Linked DNA regions of Homo sapiens: regions 2 and 3 are each linked to region 1. The links are chromatin loops, found by intact Hi-C in ENCODE. Cell type or tissue: sigmoid colon. All regions are shown on one strand.

What was found. A loop is a pair of places that touch in the nucleus more often than their neighbours do. Peaks named below come from ENCODE experiments on the same cell type or tissue, not always from the same donor. Only the 100,000 strongest peaks of a DNase experiment are listed, where the experiment ranks them.
Region 2: a loop joins it to region 1, with 2.8 times the contacts of the local background. A loop is called at or near these places in 7 of 110 quality-filtered maps.
Region 3: it touches region 1 in a loop (5-fold over the local background); 8 of 110 quality-filtered maps call a loop at or near these places.

The regions. Positions count from the first base shown.
Region 1 is chr6:620,877-628,876 of GRCh38, reverse strand. All of the region lies in intron 4 of EXOC2 (exocyst complex component 2), which reads left to right. Among named protein-coding and RNA genes, the nearest start is that of HUS1B, 32 kb to the left of the region's middle. In sigmoid colon, a CTCF peak has its summit at 3,870; a DNase peak (open chromatin) is centred at 3,642; H3K27ac peaks cover 850 bases.
Region 2 is chr6:711,968-719,967 of GRCh38, reverse strand. No RefSeq gene overlaps it. Among named protein-coding and RNA genes, the nearest start is that of EXOC2, 23 kb to the right of the region's middle. In sigmoid colon, no CTCF peak of the experiment used is centred here; a DNase peak (open chromatin) is centred at 3,596; H3K4me3 peaks cover 98 bases; H3K27ac peaks cover 817 bases.
Region 3 is chr6:783,392-791,391 of GRCh38, reverse strand. No RefSeq gene overlaps it. Among named protein-coding and RNA genes, the nearest start is that of EXOC2, 94 kb to the right of the region's middle. In sigmoid colon, CTCF peaks have their summits at 4,043 and 4,244 (motif pointing right); no DNase peak of the experiment used is centred here; H3K27me3 peaks cover 1,055 bases.

The DNA of each region.
Region 1 (8,000 bases):
AGAGCCGTTTAAGGATTCCAGTGCCTCCAAAATTAAGAGTTCAAAGATTGAGAAGGTTTAGAAAATAATGGTAACAGTTGGGTATTTATTTGAGCACAGTTTTAAGCATGAATAGACTTGCAGTTGATAGTAAGCCCCTTATGGGTGCTTCAAGGCTCTGGAAAGCCAGTCTCTTTCCAACCTGCCTGAGAAGTGTGGAGCAGGAGGCCCTCTGAGCTGCTCTTCATAACCAAGAGCCAGTTTTATACATGGGCAAAAGGAATATGGAGATATACAAAATATATTTAGTATGAGACTTGGACAAAATTATCAGTTAGGGTTCATTCAGACGTTTACTATCATAAACGTGATTTCTTCAACTTCTGTTTTGGTGTTTACCCCCACCCCTGTTCTCTCTACCTCCCCACACCTTCTCAGCCTTTGAATCTCTTTATTATTCCTGTTGCTGCTGCCCACAGTGTGGTTTGGCCTGAACTGCGTCTAACAGCAGTGTTCCTAATAAGTGTCAGGTTAATTATTTGATGAGATTGGTAATGGCAGTGAAGAATAATGGCACTGAAAGTACTTAGCTTTCTTAAAATGTTCTTTTCTTCTCTGAGAGGTAGTTTGATTTTGTGTGGGGCAAAACTCTCTCAATTTGAACTTGGGCTGTGCCACTTACTAGCAATATGACATTGAGTAAGTTACTTAGATTCCTTTTGCCTCAGTTTCCTCAGGTGTACAATGCAGTACCTGTTCCTTAGGGTCGATGCGAGGAATCAGGAAGTGAGGAGGTAAACAACTTGGAGCATAGCAAGTGCCTCACAAGTGTTCATCCTTACAGGATTCTTTGCTCTTCTTGGATATATACTATTCATTGTTCTGCCACATAGGAAAAGTTTTTGTTTAATGACTTAAGATTCCAGGGTACTAAAGTGTTTTAAAATTTTAAAATAACATTATGTACATTTATCCAATAAGTACTTCAGTGGGAATAAAATTAACAGATTTTGATGTTACTGTACAGATTGTTACTTAAGTTTCAGAAATATTTGCTCAGCCATGGGATAAAGTAAAATATTAAAGGATAATTTTTGAAAAAGGGAAAATCATGATTCTTATACAAATATAAAATAAATAGATGTCAGAGCTTTTATTTAACTCATAATTAAGGAAAGAACCAATAAGATGTTAAATCCAGCCCAAAGGAAAGTCCAGAGGGGAGACATACGCAATGAGAAATGCCGAAAGATGCAAGACCGTCACTCCGTCTCGGAGGAGCCAGTGGTATCCTCACCTGATGTGCATTTCTGTGGACAGGAATCCCTGGCATCGCCATTAGCCCTCCACAAGCCAGCTCTGTCTTTCTAATAGAGACTCAGAATAGCCAATGATCAGAGAAAGGCGCGGATCCTGTAGCATCAGGGAACACGGGGAGGGCCCTTTAGGCCGTGAACAGACATCCAGTCATCCTTCTGTCCGTCTGAAAGTGTTTGGCAAAAGACTTTCAAAAGAAAGAGAGGCTAGATGTAGAGATTCCAGGAAGCAAGAAAATGAAAGATGAAAGTAAGAATAGGTGTAGAAACCAAGAGAAGATAATGCTTTTGGCCAGAAAAATGCTTTTCCAGGCTTCTTTTTTTTTTTTTTTTTTTTTGGATACTGTCAAGAAAGCTGTGTTTATCTTACTGAATTCTTTGACCTCTGTTAGATAAATCTTGTTTTAGAGAAAGATAAAAGGAAGGAAAGGCAGACTGTAGAATGTTGATGTGGGTTTTATTTTGCTGATTTACTTACTATTTTTCAGATGAAGGCTTTGGTAGAGGATGGTATTGTACTCAGGTCAGGATCCCTACTGTCTTTTAGTTCTGTTTATTAATGTCATTTGGGGCTTTTAAAAAAATAATTAAAAACCTAGAGAGCACCTACTTTTTGAAAATGTCAGTATTGAAGGAATAATAGGGTTTTAGTATTATTTGTTTGTGGAAACATACTTAAAAAAGTTTGCGGCCGGGCGTGGTGGCTCACGCCTGTAATCCCAGCACTTTGAGAGGCCGAGGCGGGCGGATCACTTGAGGTCAGGAGTTTGAGACCAGCCTGGCCAACGTGGTGAAACCCCGTCTCTACTAAAAATACAAAAAATTAGCTGGGCGTGGTGGCAGGCGCATGTAATCTCAGCTACTTGGGAGGCTGAGGCAGGAGAATCACTTGAACTCAGGAGGTGGAAGTTGCAGTGAGCAGAGGTCGGGTCACTGCACTTCAACCTGGGTGACAGAGTGAGAGTCTGTCTCAAAAAAAAAAAGGTTTGAAGAATTTGTGAGTGCTGTGGTCCTAGTGAGTTATCAGATTGCAGTGGGGAGGCAGCCTTCAGGAGAGAAGTCAGTTTGTGGTGATAAATTCTCGACAGCTGACGGTCTAGCGTGCACACTGGGAACGTGAGGGGCCCTGCGTGTGGTGTCCGGTTCAGCTGAAGATGGCAAAGCCAGTGAGAGTAACACAGTACGGTTGCCTTGTGGCTCTTTGGGGTGAGTCAGAGTTTAATAAATATTTTACCGGTGGACCCAGGCTGCATGCTTTTTTCTTTCAGCCTGCAAGTTTAACAACGTGGCATTTGTTGGCTGTCTTTGACTGTTAAGACCCTTCATATTCCTAAATTTTTAACTGATGTTTTTGCACACAGAGTGTCATGATACTTATAAAAATGTTACTAATTGCTCAGAAAAAATAACTTCACTTTGAATTGAGACTAGGATTTGCTTGTAAAAAGTCTATATTTCTGCTTTACGATGGCAGTTGTCACAAATATATGTGGTCTTTGCATGACTTCAGTTGTAATGCTGACAAACTATTTAAACCAAAAAGGAAGGTAAAAACAGGTTCATGTTAAGTAAGAACCTTTGCTAGGCTTTGTTTCTTGAAATCAATACTCAATTGCCTAACAAGAGGGTATTTATGGGTAATGTGTAGGAGACGGTCTGTATATGGGCGCAGGGGCAGAAATCAGGAGCTTTGTACTGTTTTTATATGATCTCAACTGTTTTTGTGACTTATTACCTGGGAATGGCTGTCTAGAAGAGTCAGTTGTTGCACCACTAGTGTCTGTTTTATTTCTACATGGGTGTTATGGGCGATGCAAACCTGATTTTCTTCGAATCGGCCTGGCTTCAAACAGAAAGAAAAGACCAATTTCAATTTTCCCACCACATTTAGAAGACTGTATTTTAAAAGAGGAAAACTGACGGCAAATTAATTCTTAATATGAGTGCAGAAGAAAAGAGCCTTAGGTGACTTTACCTTTAGAACTTGTGTAAAAATAGATGGGCAATGAGAACGCCTTCAAGTCCAGAAACTGGGTCAGACAAAAAAAAAAAAAAAAAAAAAAGAACGGAAACAAACTTATAATACGTAATACAACAGAGTGTAAACAATGTTGGTAAAAATTGAAAGCTACGAGAGATATGTGTAGCATGCACACAAAGAACTAGCAATGCCCACTTTCACTGTTGGCCTCCCCCCTCCGTCTTCCATCCGCCAAATCAAGAAAGTGTGTTCTCTTTGCCGCAAGCGCGGAATAACACCGCTGCAGCCAGGCCTCACTGTGTGTGGGGTGGCTGGGGCTGTCTCAGAAGGAGGCCCATTGATTTGCATGCTGCATGGGTCATTGCTGCAGAGAGTCCTCATACTGGAAAGCAAGTGCTGAAGTGTGAAGAACGTGCCTGTTTGTGTCTCTTCGCTCAGTCCACAGGCCTGTGTCTTCTCCTGGCTTGGGGCTAGCTGTTTTTTAGAAGGTTTAAATCTGACCTTACACTGCCATCTAATGGAAAACATATCTGTTCAGGGTGGCAGGAATTGTCCGTGACTGAAACTGTGTGTTTCGATTCCTCGATGAAAACATTTCGTGAGTTTACACAGTAGGGTCTCTGTCACTTTCAGTCCTAACTCTGTGCTAGTGGATTTAAAATGCAGGCTTGGTTTGAAGTACTCAGAGCGTATGTTGCTTTTTCTGATGTGTCTGAGCCGGGACTTCACTTGGAAATGTAGAATCCGAAATCCAGTTATTCTGAACAAACGTAAGAGTTTTTACTCCGTGCTTCATTAGCTGTGTTGATATACTACCTCTTCCTTTCCTGTTACTGTTATTAAGGGCATTAGCAATTCTCTTCATTTGAAAGCAGCTCCCCTTTCGCACTCTCCTGCATTGTCATCTTTACGGATTTGTAGTTGTGATCGTATTTCCCACCTAAAACCCTCTGGTTCTCTGTTTGACAGTAGAAGTACCAGGTTCAAATCTCGACTGTTTACATATAACCTCTCAGAGGCCATTTCCTCATCTGGAACATGGAAATATTTAACTCAGTTATTGTCATGGGAATCAAATAATACTTAGGAAATTAGTCTGTAAGATATAAATAAGTATAAATAATAAAAATAATAGCAAATAACATTTTTGAGCATTTATCATGTGTCAGAAACTGCTAGGCTTCCACAAGCATTATCTACTCTGATCTTCAAAACATTCCTAAGAGGAAGGTATGGTGATCCATTCATAATGGAATAACTTCTCGAGATTATACAGGTGGATTGAGCAAACATCGAGATTGAACCCAGAGCCTGTGCTCTTAGCCACTGCTTATTACTGCTGCTTCCCGTTGGGAATACTGAGATGAGCCACCTGTACTTTTGCAGCTGTGTTACCCATGGAGCTTCATGGACTCTGGCATTGGTATTCATTTTTTGTTTTTTCTAACTCATTTATTTCACATTTTTGAGGTGTTTGCATAAAAGATCAGTATATTTAGGCATATATTTTGCAATAGAATATGGAATCAGGATGCCTTCACCTGCAATTAAGATTGATTTAAACAAAAATAAAATCTACTTTTTCATAATATACAATATTCATTGATGGCAGACTCCAAAGGTTGGTTGAGTCAGTCATGTCACCAAGATGTGAGGAGCCTGGGTTTGCTGGCTGTTCTGTTGCCCTTAGCATAAAACACATTTCCTTAGCAATTGTGGTTGAAACTGGACATAATGATGTTCTCAGGCAGAAAGATGGTGTCTCTTCTTGGTTTCCCTTCTTGAAAGTATGGAGACCTTTCCCAGATGTGCTCCAACAGACCTTCCTCCGACATCACTGTTCAAAAACAAGTTTATCCAATCAAGAGCAGGGGGAATATGACAAGCGCGGTTGGCTTATGGTGGTTGATCTCTCCCCAGTTAAGGGGCAATTGGGGGGCTGTGTTTCAGCAGAGAGGGTCCAGGGTGATTGGTGGGTCATAGCCAACAGTGTCCACTAGAAACAGGCTCTGTGTGTCCGGGCAAGGTTAGTCCTGGCCTTAATGGTGTGATTTGGGGAAGATTATTTGACATCTGTGTTAGAATTTCACCATCTTGAAAATAATGTCTGTCTTGTTCTTGTAAGGCTGATTTCTGCTATAAGTCTCAATACATGTCTTCCAATTAAGATCAGTGAAAGAGTTTTAATGTCTTCAGTAAGAACTCTCAGAATAATCAGCTCCGTCTTAGGGGAGGTGGTATTTTGACCAAGAGATGTAGTGCTTTTCAAATTGTACCTGGCCCAGTTCAGGGGCCTGAAGGAACGACGCATCCGGGTAGGGGTGCTGGCGGGTGGGTGGGGCTCGAATCTCAGAATCCAGCTCCAGGGGCTTGGGCCTCCCTGCTCACTCCAATGCAGAAGCCAAGTCTCAGGCTCTGCCACCCGTGTCCTCCCAGCGGCCTGTGGTGCACGGGATGTTCATGGCTGAAGAGCTGGGAGTGCAGGGCCAGTGGGGACCTCACCAGACCCACTGCTTTCTGGCCAGGGGCCCCACTGCTAGGGACTGGCTAGACCCATCCCTGCTCCTTCTGAGGATGAGGGAGGGAGGGACTCCTGGGGGTAGGAGAGTTTCTTAAAATCTTAACAGTCCCTCTCCTGGAGCCCTCCACTAGACATCAGGCCTTTATGTTATGATATAACTGAGAGCAGTTTAGATTTGTAAAAATAACAATTTAGTAATGCATTGTAAGTGAGATGTTACCAGAGTTTAAGTATCAGGGGAATTTTAAAAATGGAGTACAGAATGGAAAGCTCTGAGCTGCTGGTTTACATTGTTCAGTACCATCAGTACCACCAATTTAAGCATTGTAACTGTTTAGGACAGAGCCTTTTCTGTATGTGCTGTGTACATTCTGTTTTTTAAAACATTTTTTATTTTGGCTAAACACGTGGAGTATGACGTAGCTGCCAGACCCATGGGGACTGTGTGTTCTTAGCCGTTTCTCCAGGGCATGCAGCTGCTGTATTTTTGAGTTTTGTGTCTGCATTTTATACTTTCTTGCGTTACTTGCTACCATTGTGTCACAGATCCTTTCTTCACATCATCAGCTCTTAACGCTAGCAACTGCCGTTCATTCCCTGTTCGATTATGGGCAGAGAAACACCGAGGCACAGCGCAGCACCATGGGCGTGGGGGAGGGGCACAGAAGCTGTTTGACTTCTCAGCCTTCTTTCGTTTCTTTTTTCTCAGCTGTGTCCTTAGGTTACTTGGACTTGATCCCTGCTGGATGAGGATGTCTTGTACTTAAATCAGGTGTGAAGACTGTTGTTAGTAGGAACTTAGTTGATACCAGTAGCGCATTTTGATTCTGTTCAGACCATTTAACTCTCTGACCAAGTGAAGTGTGAGACACCACATTGAATGGCCGTGTCTAGAAGGAAGGTCGACAGAAACATGGTCTGCAGCCACCATGACTTCTGCCCGCGATGACACGCCTTACTAATTGGTCATGTCATTCTTTCTAGCTGAGTTGAGACAAAGCCCGTGATCCCTCACACAGTGCTCCAGGCAGATGCTGCCTGCCGGTTAGAGCAGGACTGCAGAAGGAGGCACTTCTGGGTCACTTAGCCGGGGTTCAGCATGTCACAGCTTAGCCTAAGCCTCCACTCAGTCTCTATATTCCCCCAAAGCTCTAACTTGGAGGCATGGGGTGCAGATAAATAAAGTGAGAAAAACTTCCAAAGGTGAAAGGATTTTCTTACTAAGTAAAGTATGAGAACCAGCATGAAGAATCCAAACCAAAATAAACTTCTAAAAACTCAAAGTTCTCCACCTCCCTCCCAGAGACTGCTGACCGGTGAAAAGGACCAGCAAGTAATGAATGCCACATGCATGTATCGGGAGGATTCAGACTATAAATCTTTTAACTCGTGAAGCTAGTGAGAAAAGATGCACGATCGACTCAGTCTCGGTGGAAGTGGTGCCACCTCCCAAAATCTCATCTGTCTTCTTTTCTGTTATCATCATTCTAAGCAAGGCATCCCCCACCCAGTCAAAAAAGGAACATAGTGAAGAAGGACAGTGTTACCGAATGTGAATGGGACGCCCTGTCCTGGCTGAGATGCTCACGCAGTAGGCATTAGACTTTGGAGTGAGTGGCGTCTCGCTGTGCAGGGTTGATAGAGGAACTCCTCGAGATCTGGTTTTGCAGCTCACATTCCCTGTTCTTCTAGGGACCACAGAGGGAGAGGATGTGTAGAGAGGCAAGGAGGGTTTGTGCAGAGATATCTGTGGGGAGAGCTGGGGTAGGCCATGAAGTGGGAGGATGCAGAGCATGTGACCGTCTTCACTGAGGCCTGGTGAGTGGGACCTCCAGGTGACAGTGTTCCCTGCAGCTGTGAGACACAGAGCCTGCATGGACAGTAGAGGTGGCTGCATTTTAGGGGTGTTCTCCATGTCCAGGTGTGCAAGCACCTTGCTAGAGAGAGTGGGCTCCAGGCCATTGGAAGTTGTGCCTATGGGCACTGGTCACCTGAACGTGGAGGGGCTCCAGCAGGGAGTGTCTGCGGTAAGACTGAGACCACTGGAGGCTGAGGAGTGGCAATAGGAAGCAGATGCATCCATGAGTCATGGCTGGAGGAGTCCTCCAGAGCCCTTTAGGGAACCCGTGAAAATGCCCCCAAGACTCAAGTAGGTTCGAATACCTGGCAGGCAGAGAGCACAGACCACCTATGGCAGTACCAG
Region 2 (8,000 bases), 91 kb before region 1:
ACCTGCACCCGTAGTGAGCATCCTCTTCATATTTTCTCCAGTTCTCCAACAGGTGAAGTGCCCTAAAGGGAAGCTCTGACTCCAATTAATCCTATTCCTGGCTCTGGTCCTAAGACAGATGACTTGGAAAGAGTGTAGGGAATGGGTTGATTAGGGCAGACATGAAACCAATATGAAGACTTTTCTAATGGTGCAGGAAGAAGGTAGTGAGTGCCTGAATGAGGGCACCGACAGTGGGGTTGCTGGAGAGGGAAGAGATTAAAGAGATACCATGATTAAAGAGATTAAAGAACATCATTCAAATAGGTATGTGAGGTTAAGTGTATTAGTCAGCTCCAGCTGCTGTGACAAAGTACCAGAGACAGGTTGGCTTAAACAACACGTTTTTGAGTTTCAGAGGCCGCAAGTCAGTGATCGAGATCAAGATCGGCATGCCTGGTTTCTTCTGAGACCTCTCCTTGTCTTGCAGATGGCGCCCCTTGCTGTGTCCTCCCATGGCCCTCATGCCTCTCTCTCTTCTTATAAGGACATCAGTCCTGTTGGATCAAGGCCCTACCCTTCCAATCTCATTTAACCTTGGTTATCTCCTTATAGGTCCCATCTCCACATACAGTCACATACTTCAACATGTGAATGTTGGGAAGACGCAATTAAGTCCATAAAGGAAGGGACAGGTTAAGAAGCATTAGTGGGCCAGGCGCGGTGACTCACGCCTGTAATCCCAGCACTTTGGGAGGCCGAGGTGGGTGGATCACCTGAGGTCAGGAGTTCGAGACCATCCTGGCCAACATGGTGAAACCCCCTCTCTATTAAAAATACAAAAAGTTAGCCGGGCGTAGTGGTGGGTGCCCGTAATCCCAGCTACTCAGGAGGCTGAGACAGGACAATCGCTTGAACCTGGAAGGTGGAGGTTGCAGTGAGCCAAGATCATGCCACTGCACTCCAGCCTGGGCAACAAGAGCAAAACTCTGTCTCAAAAACAAAACAAAAACAAGAAGCATTTGTGAGGATTTCCAAAATTACACGATTTGTCTGATTGCTTTTCATTGCTAGTACAGATGTCTTATTTATTTGCACATTTGTATTAAACACATAGGATCATTTTAGAGGGCAGGAAAACTTTCTATTACCTGGAGATCATCATCTATAGATTGGTTTTAGGACACAGAATCTCTCAATTTCCAACTCACATCCATAAATCCGTTTGTGCCAAATTGTGCACCATTCAGGTGAGTGTGCCAGTGTCACTAGTTTTAAGCAACAGAACCATCATTGCTGACTCTGATTCCTTCCTGAAAGAATAGGAAGGGAACAAGAAAACCATGGGCCTTACAGCAGTGCCAACATGAAAGTGAAGGGTTTGTAAAGCTCAAGCTTGCACGCATCTGGGCGGAGGCACCCTGGCGGCTGCCTTTCTAATACACCATCTGCACTTTCTCACCTGCCTGCTCTCCAGGCCCACTCCGCAAAGGCGTCTGACCTCACACAACACTGAAGCCTCTTGTACAAGTTGCAGCGTCCATGGCTCCAAACTTTACTGGACTTTGTGAGTTGGCCTTGCCTCTTTCTTGAAGCACTGTTTCTCTTAGAAAATGAACACTTAATTTTCTCCAACACTGTCGGCCCTTTCTTTTAACTCCCTTTGCTGACTCTTCCTCCTTTCCCCAAGCTCTCAATGTTTCTGATCTCTTTCAGGAGTCATGCTTTAAAGATCGCATCTCTATTTCTAGTTCCTTTTTCCCTGGGACCTTCAGATTCCTATGTCCAGCTCAACACCTCTGTGTATAAGTCTGATAAACATCTTAAACTGAACACTTCCGAAACAGAATTCCTAAGATTTTCCCCAAAATTCACTCCTCCTCCAGTCTTCTCCATCTCAGTAAATGGCACCAAATTCACCTAATTGCTTAATTCACCAATAATAGTAATTACTAACACATATATTCTTATTGGAGGCCAGATTGTGTTCTAAACACGTGTGTGTGTCCCATGCACACTCACAATCCCCAGTCGAAGGAGATACTATGATCATCCCCATTTTACAGATGGGCACAGACAGGTTAAATACCTTGCCCAAATTTACACAGCTAGTAAGGAGCAAAGACAAGACTTGAACGACGTAGGCTCTTATCATCTCCTAACCCTAGGGTTACGGTTAGTCTTTGCTCGTAAGCACTACTATGCTGTAATAGTTTATCTTTTTTCTCACCCTCCTCACATTCACTCCATCAGCAAGGCCCCCAGTTCTACCTGCAAAGCACAGCTCAAATGCACCTGCTCCTCACATTTGCCTCCACTCCTTTCAGAGCCATCACCATTGCAGGCCTAGGCTAACGCAAACGCCTGCAAATTCTTCTCCATGTTTCAGACTCTTGCAACCCTATAGCCGATCTCTATACACACAAATCATATCATCCTCTCTCCTGCCCATCAAAATCCCACAATTCCATCCAAACTCCTCACTGTGCAGCCCGTGGTATCCGCCCTGACCTGCTTCCTGCGTAGCTCATCGACCTCCACCCCATTGTTCTTGCCCTCTTTTTCTGTGATTGCCTGGAGGACCACTTTGCTCTTCCTGGATCACATTCGTGTATGCCTCAGGGCCTTTGCACTTCCCGGATCACATTCGTGTATGCCTCAGGGCCTTTGCACTTCCCGGATCACATTCGTGTATGCCTCAGGGCCTTTGCACTTGCTGGTCCTTTCCACTTAGAACACTTCCCTTCTCCCCTGAATTCTTACGACTTACTCACTTCATTAGGTCTCTTGCCAAATGTCATCTCCCTCAGTTGTTTCCCATGACCTCCATGTGAAATAGGCCCCCTGCCCTCCGGTCAGCCTTTATCTCCTCCCCTTGCTCTCTGCTTTCTCAGTGAATGCTGCCCCGTCGGGCATTATATTAAATATGCAAGTGCTCATTATCGCTCTCTCCCTCTGGAACGCCTGTGCTACCTCTGGGCAGGGAGGAGTGTTGCCTTGTTTCAGGTTCCTCACTAGAGCCTAGACCTGTGTCAAGCATATAATTAGAACTCAACACATGTGTCTTGAATGAATGAATCTGCTGTTTTTTGGTTTCACGTTTTCTATGTTGGGCTTCCTTTTTGCCTTTGTTTCTAAGGGAAGTGTTTTGTGGGCAGTGGAGGCGCACATTCAAGTGACACGCGCACCAGCTCTCCCCGGCCCAGACTCTGCTCGTTCCAGCGCAGACTGCGAGTGCTGCCTGCCCACCTCCTGGCTTTGTTGGCTCCTAAATAACCTTCCCCGCCTGGCAGATGCCATGCCCCCTTTTGTGTGGTGAGAATCACCTAATGATAATAATTATCATGGCTGTTTTACAACTGGCATAAAAAGAATTCATGCAGATGATGTTGCCTTTGAAAATTATAACAGGATGGACTATTAGAAGCACAACCACAAGAAAATACCCTGGCCAGAACTGGAGAGCCACAAGGTAACAATAGCACACGTGGTGCTTTCCAATACTTCCAACGACTGCTTTGTGTCACCTCCTTTCAGCCATGAGGAGCATGCTCTGAAAGATGCCACCCCCGTGAGCAGCTGGGGCCTGTGACGATGACCGGGAACACGCACTCCCTGCCTCAGCTTTTGGTGGCCATCTCTCATTGAAGGGCTTCGGGGCGTGCGGTTCAGTTTCATAAGCAATCCTGGGTCTGGGTAAACATGCTTGACTGATTAATGATAACAGCTCTTAAAACACCACAGACATTTCCAGTGCCCAGAAATGTTTATTTTTTATACTAAATTAAATTCATTTTCCTTCTCATTCCCTCTAAGGAAAATGGTGACAAATTTAAATTCAGAGTGGACTGCTATATTGAAGATGGCCATGTGCCACAACCTCTAAACAGGCTATGGTTTGGGAATGTATTTCATCAGGAGGATGGTGGGAGGGAGGAGATTTAAGGGCTGGGAAGGAAGGAGGGAAATCCTGGGTAAGCACCGTGCCAGTGAACATTAGCCCTGAGCCGATTGCTTTGCTCACAGAAGGAACGGTAACTATTTTGTATTTAGCAAATACAGTCACGATCAAAGGTAACTGATTGTGTAATAATTTAAAATATCATCAAAAATCAAATAAAAACCAAGTCAATAAAAAATAATTAAGTAATCATCATGAAGAATAATTTGTTACAGCACATAATAAATCCTTATTTATGATGGAAAAAGAAAAGGAAACAAATATTTAAGGTACCTGCTTGTGCCATGCACCACGATGCAGACAAGTAGAAAACATTATCTCCATCAGGCACATTAAAAAACTGCAGCTTAGAGTGGTTAATTTTCCCAAGGCAATAGAGGGCAGAACTAGTATCTAATCAACAGCCCCATTTTCCATCTGTTTATGCATGTCTACACTGCCTCCAATGATGACATCAACAGTAAGTACTTATTTATATGCAGTATCTATTTTATTTCTATAAATCATTCTGGCCATTTTGTGCTAACAAATTAATTACCTCTTTTAAAGAACTATATTAGACTCTATTAGTCATAGCATCCTGACTGATGTGGGTTTTTCCATATCACCATGGCTCAGGTAATTCCCACCAGCTGTAAGGTGTCCAGTGGAGAGATCCTTCCAGAAAAGCATGTCCGTCCACGGACAGCTGTCCCTGGTTTCTGGGGATTATAGCTCAGCCATATGATTCAGAAACATGCATGGACCATAGAATGAGCTGGGGCAGGAAGAGACATTCACATTATTGTGAATATCATTTTAAAACACTGAGCTGAAATAAACAATGGTTTGCAAATCAATTTCAAAGGGCAATTACATATTGCTTCTTCTCATTTTTTTGGTGACTAAATTTTTGTGAATTTAGTCACAAATGGATTTGCAAAGGCACCCATGGTCACAAATAAAACAGGAAGATGCCCAGCACAGCTGTGAACCCTCTTCTAAAGGAAAACATTTGACTCGCTGTTCAGGGTCGGCCATTACACACGTTGGGTGAATCATGATGATGATTTTGATTTTTCTACATATTGAAGAGAGGCACATAATACCTTCACTTCAGAAAATGGGCACATTTTCTACATTTTAAGATTGAGGCAGGCTAGCCATATTTATTGATTTATTCCTCAATAAGCATTTGCTGCATTCCCATTTGTGTCAAGAACTGTGCTCAGCTTCAGGATATCAGTTCAGCAAGACACTCACCCTGCCCTTGAGTAGCTCAGTGTCCAGGATAGAGAACACAGATAAAAGTGGACGAGTTATCCTTATACATGATCAGTGCCTAAATATCAGTAAAATGCTGTAAGCCATCAAAGACTAGGTAGACACGTGTGGTGATCCACAGCAACCTCCTCTCCTTCATAAAACAAAAACAGACAACAAAATACTTGGCCTAACCTAGTAAACATAATTGTATAGTTAGCAATTAAATTCTTTAGGTTAAGCCTCTTTCTGCTGTTAAGAGGAACATGTTCCTGTAAGAAGTAATAAAAACTGCACTACCAACTTTCTGAAACATCCCAGGCCTTTCTGTTCTAATGTCTCCGATCACAATGAGCCTTTACCACAAATGGCTGTTTCCTGCCATCTCTGAATGTCAAATTCTTATTCATTCTTCAAAGTCCAGTAGAAAAGCCACCTCCCCAGATAAGATCTGTGTGCCCTGGGCCTGCTTTCCTGCTTTCTCATAAATACGTTCCCTACTGGCCTATGTCATGGATATGTTTTCTGATTTTTTCTTTAGGAACACGTGGCTCACGTTGAGGCTATCTGAAGTTACCAAAAATACAAAGACAGAAAGCACATCTTCATCCTTTTTTTCTGGAGAGTCTCTCCCACCTGGACAGCTAAGTTGGGGCCCTGAATTTCAAATGAAAGCCTCTCAAGGCGTGGGTAAACCTGGCCACTGCAGGACAGCAGAGTCCCTGGCTTTCCAGGTGTGCCCTTCTCTGTCCATGCCCAGCCTGGGAAAAGACCAGACCGTCCACGGAGCACTGGAGCACACAGTACATGGGCGTCTTCCGTCCATGAACCCAAATCAGGATCCCAGTGCACATGAGGGTCCCGATTAAGGTTAAACTGTACAGAATGGAACAATACCTGCTCTGTTTTGACGACACTGGATGTATCAGTCGGCTGAGGCTGTGTTAGGCTGCAGTTACAAGCAGCTCTAAAATCCCAGACGCTTTCTGAAACACAGGTGGCTCTCATTCCTATTACATGCACCTTAGCTGTGGCTGAAGAAGCAGCCTTTATCCAGATTAATGTGGATGCCCTGGAAGAAAAAAAAAAAAAACAAAGGCAGATAGCTTCTGTCGCGCTACGGCATAGGTCACCTCTGCTCTCATTCCACTCTCAAAGCAAGTCAGGGCCAAGGCTGATGTTAGTGGGATGAGGGTGTGTCATTCCCTCAGTGGGAGAAGCCTGTCAGAGGGGCAGTGAATATTTTAACAGCAATTTCATCTACCACAACATGTGAGAAAGATTTGGATATTGATGCAATCCAGAAAGAGCAGCAGAGAGACCAGCAGATTTCTACGGAGTTTTAGTGGAAATCTGCTCATGTCACTGGCTAGTTCTAGGCCTTAACTTTCTCATCTATGAAATCAGAGGTTTGGTCTGCGTGGTATCAAGGTCCCTTCCATCTCTGACACTGAGCCCAAAGCCTTGCAGGGTGGTGATTTATTTTGGTATTTTATCAAGTGCCAGCATCATTTCTATATTTCTCAGAGACCTCAACAAGTAGGGTGCTTGGAAACATTTGCACATTTGCTGAATAAATCAGTTAAACCCTATGAATAACTTACACTGGTATGAATTCATTAGATAATTCTCTGGAAGCCACTTGGATGGATGGAAGGTGCTAACAAACGCCAAGAGCTGCCGGTATGGTGGTGAAAAGACAGAAGACAAGAAGAGAAGCAGACCGCGGCACCTGAGGGCCAGAGGGGCAGGCTGGAAGGCCACAGCTGCGCATGCTCCGTGGGCCATTCCTCCCAGAGCTGCCCTCCCTGGGAGTGAGAGCAGATGCTACGGCAGTTCACAGTTCTTGATTTTCCTGTGGCTGGAAATTCCTAAACTTACAAAATCTCAAGCCATGTATATTTTGAAACAGTGTGGGGATTCCTCAGGGATCTAGAACTAGAAATACCATTCGACCCAGCCATCCCATTACTGGGTACATACCCAAAGGACTATAAATCATGCTGCTATAAAGACACATGCACACGTATGTTTATTGCGGCACTATTCACAATAGCAAAGACTTGGAACCAACCCAAATGTCCAACAACGATAGACTGGATTAAGAAAATGTGGCACATATACACCATGGAATACTATGCAGCCATAAAAAATGATGAGTTCATGTCCTTTGTAGGGACATGGATGAAATTGGAAATCATCATTCTCAGTAAACTATCGCAAGGACAAAAAACCAAACACCGCATGTTCTCACTCATAGATGGGAATTGAACAATGAGAACACATGGACACAGGAAGGGGAACATCACACTCTGGGGACTGTTGTGGGGTGGGGGGAGGGGGGAGGGATAGCCTTAGGAGATATACCTAATGCTAGATGACGAGTTAATGGGTGCAGCGCACCAGCATGGCACATGTATACATATGTAACTAACCTGCACATTGTGCACATGTACCCTAAAACTTAAAGTATAATAATAATTTAAAAAAAGAAAAAAAAAAGAAACTATTGCAAATGGAAAGAGACTTTTTTTTTCTGTTCCTTGCTTTGTATTGGAAAGCTAGGTAAAGAACACACTCCCAAACCATTAGAATTCAATGACAGGAAATGCTGTAGTATTGCACAAAATGAAATTCCTGATTTTACTGTGAAAAGGAAATGATACCCTTTTCAACCTAACAAAAGAGTTGATTTGCCAAGAAAATGGGCTCAACTGGAAGAAGCTGACTAAGAAGAAATACACAGTCAGTGCTTTTGTTCCCATTCATTCTACCTTTGCAGATAAGAATTTTTAAAAAATCTCTCCTATGATTCCCA
Region 3 (8,000 bases), 160 kb before region 1:
TTAATCACCTAATACTTGCTTGGAAAAAGATATTTCATATCCAAGAACTTCTTTCTGCTGTTTTATGAAACATTTTCTTTTAGAACTGAGGTTCTGAGAGGTGAAGCCAACTGGACTTCCTGGGTGGAGTGGGGATTTGGAGAACTTTTCTGTCTTACAAGAGGATTGTAAAATGCACCAATCACTCTGTAGCTAGGACTGTAAAATGCACCAATCAGTGTTCTGTAGCTAGCAAGGGGATTGTAAAATGCACCAATCAGCGCTCTGCAAAATGCACCAATCAGCGCTCTGCAAAATGCACCAATCAGCACTCTGTAAAATGCACCAATCAGCAGGAGTCGAAAAGTAGCCAATCACAGGGAGGATTGAAAAAAGGGCACTCTGATAGGATGATAGGACAAAAACGGAACATGGGCAGGGACCAATAAGGGTATAAAAGCTTGCCACCCCCCGGCAGCCAACACCTCGAACTCCCTGGGTTCTCTCCCATACCGTGAAAGCTTTATTCTTTTTGCTTTTCACAATAACTCTCGTTGCTGCTCACGCTTTGGATCCGTGCCATTTTTAAGAGCTGTAACACTCACCGTGAAGGTTTGGGGCTCCGTTGTTGAAGTCACTGAGACCACGAACCCACTGGAAGGAACCAGTTCTATTACCAGGCAGAATAAAACATTTTTTGAATTTTAGTTCCATCTTAAAATGGTTATAAAGTGAATGGTCTTGAAACTGCCTGAATATTAAAATCACTGGCTCTGGTTCAGATTGATTGAAAAAGAGATGAATTGAGGAGGAGATGGAAGAAAAGGGGGCAGATGGAATTAGGTCTTGCTCACTCCTGCCTTAATTGTGTGTCCTGAAAACATGTTCCTTTACTCTCCTGCCCTTGGCTTCCTCATCTGTAAAATGAAGGTGGTTTGCTACGTTGATCCCAATACTTGAATTTCTGAATCCTATGATTCCCAGTGAACATCATCCCAGGCCCAAGTTTGACACCCACGTGGGGCTGCCAGCAGCTCCGGAGGAAACCCTAAGTAGAGCGAGTGAGTGGCAAAATGGGTTGGATCCAAATGCTTGGATCAGATGTGAAGCATCTCCGCGTTTCAGCTGCTCCCAGGCCTCACTCGTCCACTTGACGGATTTTCTTCCAGTAGTCTGCAGAGTTAAAGCGGACAGGACACGAGTGACAGTTTCTAACATAACCATCGGTCTGCGGCACCTTCCGTGAACATTTGGAAGTTGCAAATGCATCAGGGGCTGTTCCCCCTCCACCCTTTTCCCTCTCCAATTAAAATAGGTTAGCAGGGGAAAAATACGAAAAAGACTTTGACTTTACTGACAACGCTTTATTTATTTTATGTAAAGAATGATCTGAAGAAAATATTTTTAACACATTCACATTTGTTAATCTTCAAAGGTGAGCACTTGAGTTTTGGGTTTTATTATTTTCAGTATTTGTATTCTTTAAAAATTTTCCAATAGAAAAGACAGCAATAGTCATACAGGCAGGGTCTCACTCTGTCACCCAGGTGTGATCTCAGCTCACTGCAACCTCCGCCTCCCAGTCTCAAGCAATCCTCCCACCTCAGCTTTCCAAGCAGCTGAGACCACAAGTGCGCATCACCACGCCTGGCTAATTTTTGGTACTTTTTGTAGAGATGGGGTTTTGCCATGTTGCCCAGGCTGGTCTCAAACTCTTGAGCTCAAGCGATCTGCCCACCTTGGCCTCCCAAAGTGCTGGGATTACAGGCATGAGCCACCACACCCGGCCAGTGAGAGATCTCAAACACACAATATTAAAACAAGAAATTTAAGATTTCCCGAGCAACTTAACAATCTTAGAAAATTTGAAATCAGCTAAGTGTTTTATTTTCTCCATATCTAAATTTGTCAATAAAGTGAATATTTCCCTGGAAAAAAGAAGGAAGAATTCAGAAATCCCAAGGTAGTGTTCATAAATTAATATTTTGGTTTTTCATATCAGCCATAATGGCTACAAAATGTCTGTAATCCCTCAAATTCTCCATTGTCAATCTCATTATTGCCAAACCAACTACATCAAGATAACGTCACATTGAGATAAATATAATTCAATTGATTTATGTTTGCACTAGTTAGATAATTTCAGGTTGCAGGGAAATCAATACTCATAGTTTAACAATTATTTGTTATAATCATCATATTAACTTTTATACAAAATGTGCAGACATATTCAAATGCCCTTCAATTGTACAAGAAAGTTTTTTGAAAACATTCAACCTGCATTGAAAGTGATTTTAAAGTTGTGCACATGCGATATAATTTATTAACTCTAAAAGGAAAATGTCAAATCACAAAGCTAAAGAAAAAGTATAGTGGTTCATATTGGCATGTACCGAGTAACAAAATAGAGCACGTTTGCTGGAAAATTAGGTCTAATGCTAGGCACTGACACTGCGAGAGCAAATAACACCATCATATCTAGCAAATACTGGGAACTAAAAAGCCATATTATAAAATAACTTTGACTCTTTGAGTGTGAAACATGAAAGGCAAATATAGCAGTAAAACTTTTACAAATGAGCACCAAAATAAAATTGTGAATGAACAAATTCCTGGACAGGATTCAGTATATGTAAAGCAAAAATATATATATATTTACAAAAAACAGCAAAAAAAAAAAAACAGTTTTGAAGGAAGTATAATGTCATGCTTCTGCATGATTGAAAGCAAATGCAACCCTAAAATTAATACAAATGGGGAAAGAGAATAAAAAATCCTGTATTCCAACAGAAACTGGTATTTCAATTACGATCACAGCTACATATATAATATGCAGAATAAGTGTGTTTTTTAAAGTTATAAAAATTTCTATCTTTATGCCAAAAGAATGGAAAACAGTCCTCTTCAAAAGCAGGGGACCCACCCTCCTGGAAATCCACTCTTGCTGTGAGACTCCAGATGACTCCCTTTCATCATCATGGGCTTCTCCTGATTGTATCCTTAGCCATCACTACCTTCTCACAATAAATCTTTCTCCATAGAGCTGGGGACATTGCTAATTCCACATGTTGAAGGGATTTCACCACTACCTCTAGATCTTCAGCATTCCATGACGTCGTAACCGCTCACCCACATGCCTGACAAAGACGGCCACTTCCTTTTTCCTGTGGGGGGCACCCCACAAGCCCAGGCTCGCACCCACCTGTTCACTCCTTCCTGAGTCCCTTAAATCGCATTTAGAGAATCACATCTGATGCCTACAACTGGCTTCAGCTTGTCCTGAATTACCGTGTATCCGCCACACACTTGGCACAGACTACCAGAGCTGAGGTCTTAGAAAACACAACAGGTTGCCTGGGCCTCTCTTTACCTGTTAAATATTTCACTCCATCCTCATCCTCCCCCCATTTCACATGAGCATGAGCATACGTTTCATTTGAGGTTCTTTTCTGGTACAATATTTCTTCTCATAATTAGAAATGATGGTCTTTCAATAAATCAGAACAACACACTAACACACCTCTGCAGCGTGCGTCCTCATGCCCCGCAGTTTTTAACTGCACAGACTGGGGTCTCTCGGAGTTCACTTTTTTTATTTTCTTGCTTTTAGGATGTAAGTAAGTAGCAAAAGAACTTTGGCCATGTTTACTATCTGTGAAAGGCCAAAATGCAGGTCCTAGCATCATATATTTTTGTTGTTAAAGTTGATAATTTTAGCTTACTATGTACCTGGTATATTTTGTGCTCAGTATAGCTCAATTCTCCTTACTAATCTGTAGCAACAAAAGGGTGGCTCCATCTGTAAATTGCTACCAATTGTTTCCAGTACGTTTTCATTTCAACAGTTACTAAATTCTCCAGGTTTCTCTTATCTCATATTCACATGTGTAGAATGTTGTGGTTGTGGCCACGAAGATTCTTTGTCTTGTTTGATTATAGCTCCCAGCACTTTGCTTCTCTTTTTGATTTCTAGAATCTTTATTATGTATTCAGGTGGGCGGGGACACAATTCCACTCAGCAGCCCGGTTGCTGATTTCCTTTACCGAATCCATTAACAGGGGGCATCTGCCTAATATAATACCAATATCTCCACTGATTTTGAGCCACAGGTTATGTTAACAATAAACTTTAAAATAAAATGTTCTACCTATCAACATGTGCTCTGCTCTTTTTCAAAAAAAAAAAAAATAAACAAAAAGCCACAACAAATGTGAGGCCCCATCTTTGTTAAATTGTGTGTGATACTTCACTCCACCGCTAGAAGGCAGCAGTATGGCTGCGCCCATAATCCGCTCTTGCCAATGGTAGACCTGGGGACCTGCCTTACTATTATTATGATTGTTTCAATAGTTCTTGGGAAAAGGGTGGTTTGTTGTTACATGGATAAGTTCTTTAGCGGTAATTTCCGAGATTTTGGTGCACTCGTCACTCAAGCAATGTACACTGTACCCGATGTGTGGTCTTTTCTACCAGCATTTCCTTGACCTTGTTAAGTGTCTTCCTCATCACACCGTGCATAAAGTGTTGCTTAGCATTAACAAAGGAAATCATTCAAAAACCTATTCTGATGCGAGTTATGTGTGCCGTTAAGTAGCAACCAACAGTGGGAGGATGTGAAATTCCATCTGCCTTTAAGTCAGTCCATTCTTTACTGCCTTCCATTCTTTTTTTTTTTTTTTTTTTTGAGACGGAGTCTCGCTCTGTCGCCCAGGTGGGAGTGCTGTGGCGCGATCTCGGCTCACTGCAACCTCCGTCTCCCGGGTTCACGCCATTCTCCTGCCTCAGCCTCCCGAGCAGCTGGGACCACAGGCGCCCGCCACCATGCCCGGATAATTTTTTGTATTTTTAGTAGAGACGGGGTTTCACCGTGTTAGTCAGGATGGTCTCGATCTCCTGACCTCGTGATCCGCCCGCCTCGGCCTCCCAAAGTGCTGGGATTACAGGCATGAGCCACTGCGCCCAACCAGCCTTCCATTGTTAACATTCCACCCATCACACAGGCCCCGGATGCAGAGTCATTCTCTGTTATAGTTCTTTCTGGGAAAAATAATGCATCTTTTGTTCTATCAGATGTAGTAGATGTAGGAAAGCAAGAGAGAGAAGAATCTCAATAGTCAGAGAGGCTGAAATGTCATTCGCAATACATCGCTGCCCTTGTGGCCTAACACGGCTTCAGCACCTCCCTCCCCATGTCTAGATGACACCCCACCCGCCTCCCCAACACGGCTTCAGCACCTCCCTCCCCGTGTCTAGAGGACACCCCACCCGCCTCCCCAACACGGCTTCAGCACCTCCCTTCCCATGTCTACATGACACCCCACCCGCCTCCCCAACACGGCTTCAGCACCTCCCTCCCGTGTCTAGAGGACACCCTGCCTCCCTGAAGTCCTGGGGCTCCTGCAGTCATCTGCCACTCAGGTGGCCCAGTGGCTCCCTGCCTGCATCCGAGGCCAACTCTTGTCCCTCTGTCTGTCTGAACGGGAGGGTGCACTGCAGGGCCTTTGCTTACCATTTCATCTCTGGTGGTCTCTTTATTTTAGCACAATTCTGTCATTCATCCATTTTCTCCAAAATCCTTTGTTTGAGCACCTAATACGTAGCAGGCACCTTTCCAGGCACTGAGCAAACTATTAAACAAACTATGGCCTACATTTCAGTGGGGGAAATAAAATGAATAAGTACAAGAAAAAAGGATGTAAATGTTGAACACAGGGAAAAAAGGCAAGGCGGTAAGAAGGTGAGAACGTCCAGGATGGGAGGTCTGCATTTTCAGGAAGGCCATCAAGAAAGGCCTCGCTGACAAGGTGACCTTGGAGCAAAGTTTGGGTGGAGCTAAGGGAGTGGGGTGGATGAGGCTGTCTGGGGTCCGCTGGAGAGCAGCAGTCATACATCTAAGCAAGACCGGTCCACTAGCTGAGTGTCCTCCAGCTATCTTCAGCTAGATGGTACACATTAGGCTGGAGTTGGCCTAAGCCAAGTGATTTTGATGACAAGAGCAGGGGAGGGGAGCTGAGGGTGTGCGAAGGATGAACTGTCATGGTGGAGCGCAGACTTCATGCTGTTGAGAGGCTCAGCAGCCTCCAGCACCCACACAGCTGCTTCCTTTTTTGTGCCCTGGAAGAGAAAAGGCCTGGCCTTGGCAGGCACACGTGAACACGAGGGGCCCGTAGCCTAAGCTTCCTCCGTGCTGCGGCAGATCCACCTGTGCTTTCGGAAGCAGAACAGAGAAGGGGAAAGCCACGTGGGAATGGGGGTGGTGACCCTGAAGCCCTGGGCTTCTTGTGGAGATGGAGGTGAGCCAGGATGCAGAGCCTAGGGGTCTCTGGCAAGCATCAGGATAGGACTTGGGCCATGGGAAGCTGTCAACAGAGGGATGGTACTCAGAGCCCGGCCACCTTTTTGTTCCGGAAGTAGTGAGGGGAGGTTTTAGCTACAGCATCCAGGTTGTCAGGACTCCACCTTAAGCCCTGAAACACCTGAATATGTCTGACTCCATGTTAACTCCTGTTGCTAAGGGAAGTGGAGAGGCCCAGGATGAGGGTGGTCTTACCTGCAGTAAGACCTGTCTGTGTGAACTGGAGATGCGCACGCCACCTGGCTGGAGGGTGGGATGGGGCGAGCTTAGCACAGCAGGTTCTATCCACTCCAGAAAATGATGACATCGTGCATTTAGAAACCCCCATAGCATTCTCCAGGAGAGACCTGGCCTGTGCCTTCCTCTAGTGCCCACTGTCTTCTGGTTAAAAGTCAAGTCTGGGAAATGACAGGGAGAATCCAGAAGCTTCAGGCAGCTGGAGCAAGGGGTTGTTGGGTGACACCTTGGGGTACCCCCCCATCCCCAGAGGCTATAGCCTTTTGCATTCAAACTCCACCCAAGAATATCTTATGGCATTAGCCAAGTGTGGCTTACAGGGCTATGCAGAGACCATGAGGAGAGTGTGAGAGCGAACCCCTTGTTAGCTGAGTGTGTGCTGCACTATTCAGTTATTATCTTCACCACTGGAGATATTTTAACCAATACCACAGGATCACTCACAAGAAATGACGTAGAGAGGATTCATGAATTAAAAGGGAGTCGGAGAGGATGATTTCTATGGTTTCGGAACTGCTTCTGTAATTCTTTCAGCCTTCCATGAACTTGCATTGCTTTCAGGTCTCTGCGTACTTGCTGTCGGTGCCCTGTGAGTCAGTAGAGAGGCCTCTGCATAGACAGTGAACTTCCCGAGAACAGGGGCCTGGCTTTATTTTCTTTTTGTATCCCCAGAACCTTGAACACAGCATGGGAACTGGCTCTGTATGGTAAGTTCTCACTTAACGTCAGCAAGAGGTGCTTGGAAACTGTGACTTTAAGTGGAACAACAAATACAGAAACCAACTTTACCATAGGCCAGTCGATACAGACAAGACTTAAGTTCCTAACAACATATTTCTGGTCACAAAAACATCACCAGTCTTCTAAATATAGACCCAAAACATTTCTAATATTCAACACTGAAATAAATGAGCCGTACATACATTTAAGAAAGATTAATTAAAACAAGTAAGATCATTATTTATCCAATTCCTGGTGAATCAGGGAGTGACAGTAGTCATTGTGGTGGGGGGTGAAATCAAAGCAAAAACTGTGAGGACCACCTTCTACTCCCACAAAGTTAAAAACAAACAGGGTGGGCTCCCTGAGCCCTCTCCAGCCACTTGGGTCATTGCCATGCATTTGTAGGGTGATAGTAGACTTTACAAATTGTTATTTTACAATAATTTGTTTTTATGCATTCGTTTCCCAACCCGCTTATTCCAGTTCAGGGTCACAGGTGATCGGAGCCCATCCTGGCAGCAGCTCCGGGCGCAAGGCAGGAAGCAGCCCTCGGGCAACGGCAGGGCCCCTCATTCTCACACCCACGCTCACTCCCAGGACGCCCTGTAGACACACCCATTCGTGAACAGGCACATCTTTGAGATGTGGGAGAAAACCAGAGCACCGGAGAAAACCCACAGAGTCATGGGGAGAAAGTGCAAGCCC